Regions from separate parts of the Homo sapiens genome. Here region 2 is linked to region 1. The links are chromatin loops, found by intact Hi-C in ENCODE. Cell type or tissue: Caco-2. All regions are shown on one strand. Region 1 overlaps DNAH10 (dynein axonemal heavy chain 10). Region 2 overlaps DNAH10 (dynein axonemal heavy chain 10).

Evidence for each region. Hi-C counts contacts between places; a loop is a spot of excess contacts. Peaks named below come from ENCODE experiments on the same cell type or tissue, not always from the same donor. Only the 100,000 strongest peaks of a DNase experiment are listed, where the experiment ranks them.
Region 2: it touches region 1 in a loop (2.0-fold over the local background); 1 of 110 quality-filtered maps calls a loop at or near these places.

The regions. Positions count from the first base shown.
Region 1 is chr12:123,865,857-123,868,356 of GRCh38, forward strand. It overlaps DNAH10 (dynein axonemal heavy chain 10), which reads left to right. Exons shown (of 79, transcript NM_001372106.1): 41 at 95-217; 42 at 1,611-1,745; 43 at 2,047-2,263. Among named protein-coding and RNA genes, the nearest start is that of DNAH10OS, 68 kb to the right of the region's middle. In Caco-2, no CTCF peak of the experiment used is centred here; a DNase peak (open chromatin) is centred at 1,355.
Region 2 is chr12:123,807,370-123,809,869 of GRCh38, forward strand. DNAH10 (dynein axonemal heavy chain 10) reads left to right here. Exons shown (of 79, transcript NM_001372106.1): 19 at 1,428-1,584. Among named protein-coding and RNA genes, the nearest start is that of DNAH10, 46 kb to the left of the region's middle. In Caco-2, a CTCF peak has its summit at 996 (motif pointing right); a DNase peak (open chromatin) is centred at 1,022.

The sequences.
Region 1 (2,500 bases):
CAGTTGTAAAAACTTTCCATAAGAGAAGGTCCTTAAACATCTAGTTTATCTTGTGTATAGCTATAGCCATGATTGATTTTCTTTATTTATCCAGGTTGGAGATTTACAGTATGCCTCCCCTGCAACTGTCTCTCGATGTGGAATGGTTTATGTGGATCCTAAAAACTTGAAATATCGACCATACTGGAAAAAATGGGTTAATCAAATACCAAACAAGGTGAAATTTTTTTCTAAAATGAACTTAAATTTATTAGTATTGATGGCTAGTTGGATAACATAGTCCAGAGGGATGTTTGTAGTTGAAGGCGATGACTTTGTCCTTGACCTGCCCATGTCCCTGAGCACAAAATAAGTGAAAACATGGCAGACACACTTTTTTTTTTTTTTTTTTTTTTTTTTTTTTTGGAGACGGAGTCTCGCTCTGTCACCCAGGCTGGAGTGCAGTGGCGCAATCTCGGCTCACTGCAAGCTCCGCCTCCCAGGTTCATGCCATTCTCCTGCCTCAGCCTCCCGAGTAGCTGGGACTACAGGCGCCCGCCACCACGACCGGCTAATTTTTTGTATTTTTAGTAGAGGCGGGGTTTCACCGTGTTAGCCAGGATGGTCTCGATCTCTTGAGCTCGTGATCTGCCCGCCTCAGCCTCCCAAAGTGCTGGGATTACAGGCGTGAGCCACCGACACACCGACACACTTATTTAATTTCAGATAGTTTATAGCCAGTGGGATAGGTAATGATTGGATTGGTTGGTCTAGACCAGAGGTTGACAAACTTTTTCTGTAGAGGGGTAGATAGTAAATGTCTGAGGCTTTGTGTGGGCAATATGATTTCTTTCACAGCTACTCAACTCTGCTGTTGTGGCATGAAAACAGCCAGAAATTTGTATACAAATGGGCATGGCTGTGTACCAATAAACCTTTATTTACAAAACAGATGACAGGCCAGAGTGTGTGTTGTCTTAACAAAAGGCTTCTGTGAAAAGTGCAGAGATGGATGTGACAGTCACGTGCGGGTTGTGGCTCAACCACACCTAGGACGCTACGACCACCTTCTCAAAGGAACACAGGTGTTCTGGGTGTGTCTCTAGTAGGGCTACTAGGTTGGAGGTGAATGGAAACCAGGACATAATTATGCCAGAAAAGAGCAGAACAAAGGAAGAACAAAGGAAGCATGACAGAACCATCTGAGGCACTGTCCTGTGGGAGACAGCTGTCTCAGGACCCTTGCAATCCCTGGTGGTGATTGGTGCTTTGATAGGGAGGGGACCTTCACTGCTTTACAGTCTTTTCTGGATGACTGTGGTCACTTGAACTCTAAGATGATCAGCCTCTTTCCTGTCAAATGGGACCTGTTATCTTCCCTTTTTCTTCCCCAAGGGCATGGTAGACTCTGTGGCAGCGAAATGAAACACTTCATGATGAGATGAAAGCATATTGCAGAGGACAAATCTCTCTGCAAATATAGGGCACTATTATCAGGATTTCCTCACCTGCCAAATGTATCATTCATCAGAAGATGTTGCTCAACCCTCTTTGGGCAAGAAAAGCTTTCCACTAACTTCCATTTAAATAAACAAACCCTTGAAATGCTTTGGAATGCTACTTTTTTATAGGTGGAGCAATACAATTTGAATAGTCTCTTTGAGAAGTATGTGCCCTATCTCATGGATGTGATAGTGGAAGGAATTGTGGATGGAAGACAAGCAGAAAAGCTGAAGACAATAGTTCCTCAGACAGACCTCAATATGGTAAGAAATGATCCCTGCTGTTAGCAAAAAGAAATTCTTTCCTAAAGACAAGCTCACGGTAGGGTTTTAAAGGGAGTGAAGATGCCAGACAGGGTGAACAGTAGCATTGTTGGTCAGTGCCAAGGCGGGCGCCGTGCTTGCTTTTGTGCAAGTCAAGATACTGGGTTCCATCTGTCTGAACCAACATGTTGGGTCTTATGCTCCCATCGCTCTGGGACCTGGGATCCCAGGATTTATGACTGGAATGGACTCTGTGGGGGTGGACTATGTGGGCTGAACCAGATATTTTCCTGTGAACCAGGTAACCCAGTTAGCCAAGATGTTGGATGCGTTGCTAGAAGGAGAAATAGAAGACCTTGACCTGCTGGAGTGCTACTTCCTGGAGGCTTTGTACTGCTCTCTGGGAGCCTCCCTGCTTGAGGATGGAAGGATGAAATTTGACGAATATATCAAACGCCTTGCTTCTTTGTCTACTGTTGACACAGAAGGAGTTTGGGCCAACCCTGGGGAACTGCCAGGTGGGAACCGAGTGTCGCCTGTTTCCCTGCTCTGAGTGCCTTTGGTTAAATTTCTAGAGGAAGTGAATGAGCTTTTCCATATTTCTGTCTGTATGAGTTTTCCAGATTGTTTGCTTCTTTAGAGAAACATGCAATGGTCAGAGCACATGGCGGAACACCCAGGAGCGGTTCACATGCATTGACTGCTGTGACAGAAGCCCAGGCCCTCTGGGTGGTCTTTCTGGATGAGAGTCAACT
Region 2 (2,500 bases), 58 kb before region 1:
GTTCTGTAAAAGAAACAAAGCAGCCTAGTGTTCTGGGGAGAGAATGGAGATGCTGCTGTAATTGGGTGGTCAAGAAAGACCCCGGAAATTCCACATTTTAGTAGAGACCTGAAGATGAGGAGTGAGCTGAAACGGGGAAGAGCTTTCTGGGGGAAGCCAAAAACTGCTGTGAAGACCCACAGGTGGGCCTTTGGTCAGTGGAAGAAACAGAAAGAAGGAAAGATGAGATTGAAGGAGGGGATGAAGCTGGAGAGGGTGGCAGGGGTGGATCAGGTCACAGGGAGCCTGGGAAGCCACGGCAGGGAGCTTGCATTTTATCTGACAGCCATGGGAGGCTGCTGGAGTGTTTTCAACTGGAGAAAGAGGAGGAGAGGGAGGGAGAGAGAAACAGGGAGAGGGATCGAGAGAGAGAGGTGGAGAGAGAGGCAGAGGGGGAGAGAGAGAGAGATAAGGAGGGGGGAAGAGGGAGAGAGGAAGGGAGAAGCCTGGAGAGGGAGAGAGAAACAGGAAGAGGGAGAGAGAGGTGAAGAGAGAGGGGAGAGAGAGGAGAGAGAAGGGGAGGGAAAAGGAGAAGGAGGGAGGGAGAGGGTGAGAGAGGGAGGTGGAGTGAGAGGGAGAGGGAGAGAGAGACGGGAGGAGGGAGAGGGAGGAGTTAGATGTTTTTGTTTTGTTTTGTTTTTTGAGACAGGGTCTCACTCTGTCACCAAGGCTGGAGTGCAGTGGCATGTTCATGGCTCACTGCAGCCTCAACCTCCCTGTCTCAAGCAATTCTCCCACTTCAGCCTCCTGAATATCTGGGACCACAGGCGTGTGCCACTATGCCCAGCTAATTTATTTTTATTTTAGAGACAGGGTCTTGCTGTGTTGCCCAGGCTGGTCTCAAACTCCTGGGCTCAAATGATCCTCCCACCTCAGCCTCCCAAAGTACTGGGATTACAGATGTGAGCCACTGCGCCCCGCTAGATGTTTTAAAATAGTGTCTCTGGCTGCCATGTGAATTACTGGATGGGGTTGGGCCGGCAGGGGGAAGCAGGGAGACTGGGCTGGAGGCTGATGAAGTTCCATCCCTGGGTGTCACATCTACTTTCATCCTGGAAAGGATGGAGCCAGTAGGGCAGGCTGGGTGGGGATGTGAGTGCTCCTTTTTCCTTACCAGAGTTGAGCAGGTTTTGGAAGTCATTATTGTTTAACTATTTTCCAACCAAAAGGTCTTCAGTTTTCCAAAAGTGGAAATGAACTGTTTGTATAAATTTAGTGCAAAAAAAGAGTATTTTAAGTAAGACTCACCCCAGCCTGTCTAGGACAGCCTCACAGTGTGCCATTGCCTGTACCTGTGATTTTTGTGGCCCTGGTCATTTCCATCAATTGCTTGGTGTATTTCACTCTAGTGAGATACACTCTGAGTCTTTCTCATCAACCCCTCTTAGGAACTTGCAGTCTTTTAATTCTTTGATCCTTGGAAATGTCCCTCTGTTCCACACTGAAACCATTCTGACGGCACCTGAGATCATCCTTCATCCCAACACAAATGAGATCGACAAGATGTGCTTCCATTGTGTCCGGAATTGCGTGGAGATCACCAAGGTGAGAGCGGAGGTGCTTGTGTCCTTGCTCAGACGGCATCTCAGGATGCCTCCGCCTCCCAAAGTGCTGGGACTATAGGCGTGAGCCACTGCCCAAGGTGGAATTCTTGACCTTCTGCCTTGTGACTCAGTCATCCCCCAGTTTTCCCCACTTCAGGAAATGGCACCAACATCAAACCAACTGCTTGACCCAGAAACTCGTCCTTGTTTCTTCTTCTCTCACCCAGCCCTGCCCGGCTCACATCAGTAAGTCCTCCAAACATACTTCCCATCTGTCCTCTTCTCTCCTGTCCCCCCAGTACCTTCCTATCCCAAGTGGCCATCACCCCTCTCCTGGACTGTTGCAGTGACGTTCCATCAATCCATTCTCCACCACCGGTGGTCAGAATTACCTTAAACAAATACAAATCAGGCCAGGTGCAGTGGCTCACGCCTGTTATCCTAGCACTTTGGGAGGCTGAGGTGGGAGGATTGCTTAAGCCCAGGAGTTCCAGACCAGCCTGTGCAACATGGTGAGACCCCCCCATCTCTACCAAAACTAAAATTAATTAGCTAGGCGTGGTGGTGCACACCTGTGTTCCTAGCTACTTGGGAGGCTGAGGCAGAGGATTGCTTGAGCCCAGGAGTTCAAGGGTACAGTGAGGTATGGTTGCACCACTGCACTCCAGCCTGGGCAACAGAGCAAGACCGTGTCTCTAAAACAACAACAACAACAACAACAACAACATATCATTTCGTGTCATCCCTGTTGTAAACTGCCCCCACCCACCCCATGACTTAATTACACTTGGAACATAATCCAGATATCTTTGTGTGCTCTGTGAGGCCGCCATGCTCTAGCCCCTGGCTGCCTTTCTGATCTCAGTCCTACGAGGATCATGCTCCCTCATGCTGCAGCTTGACTGGCTGCCTGGTTG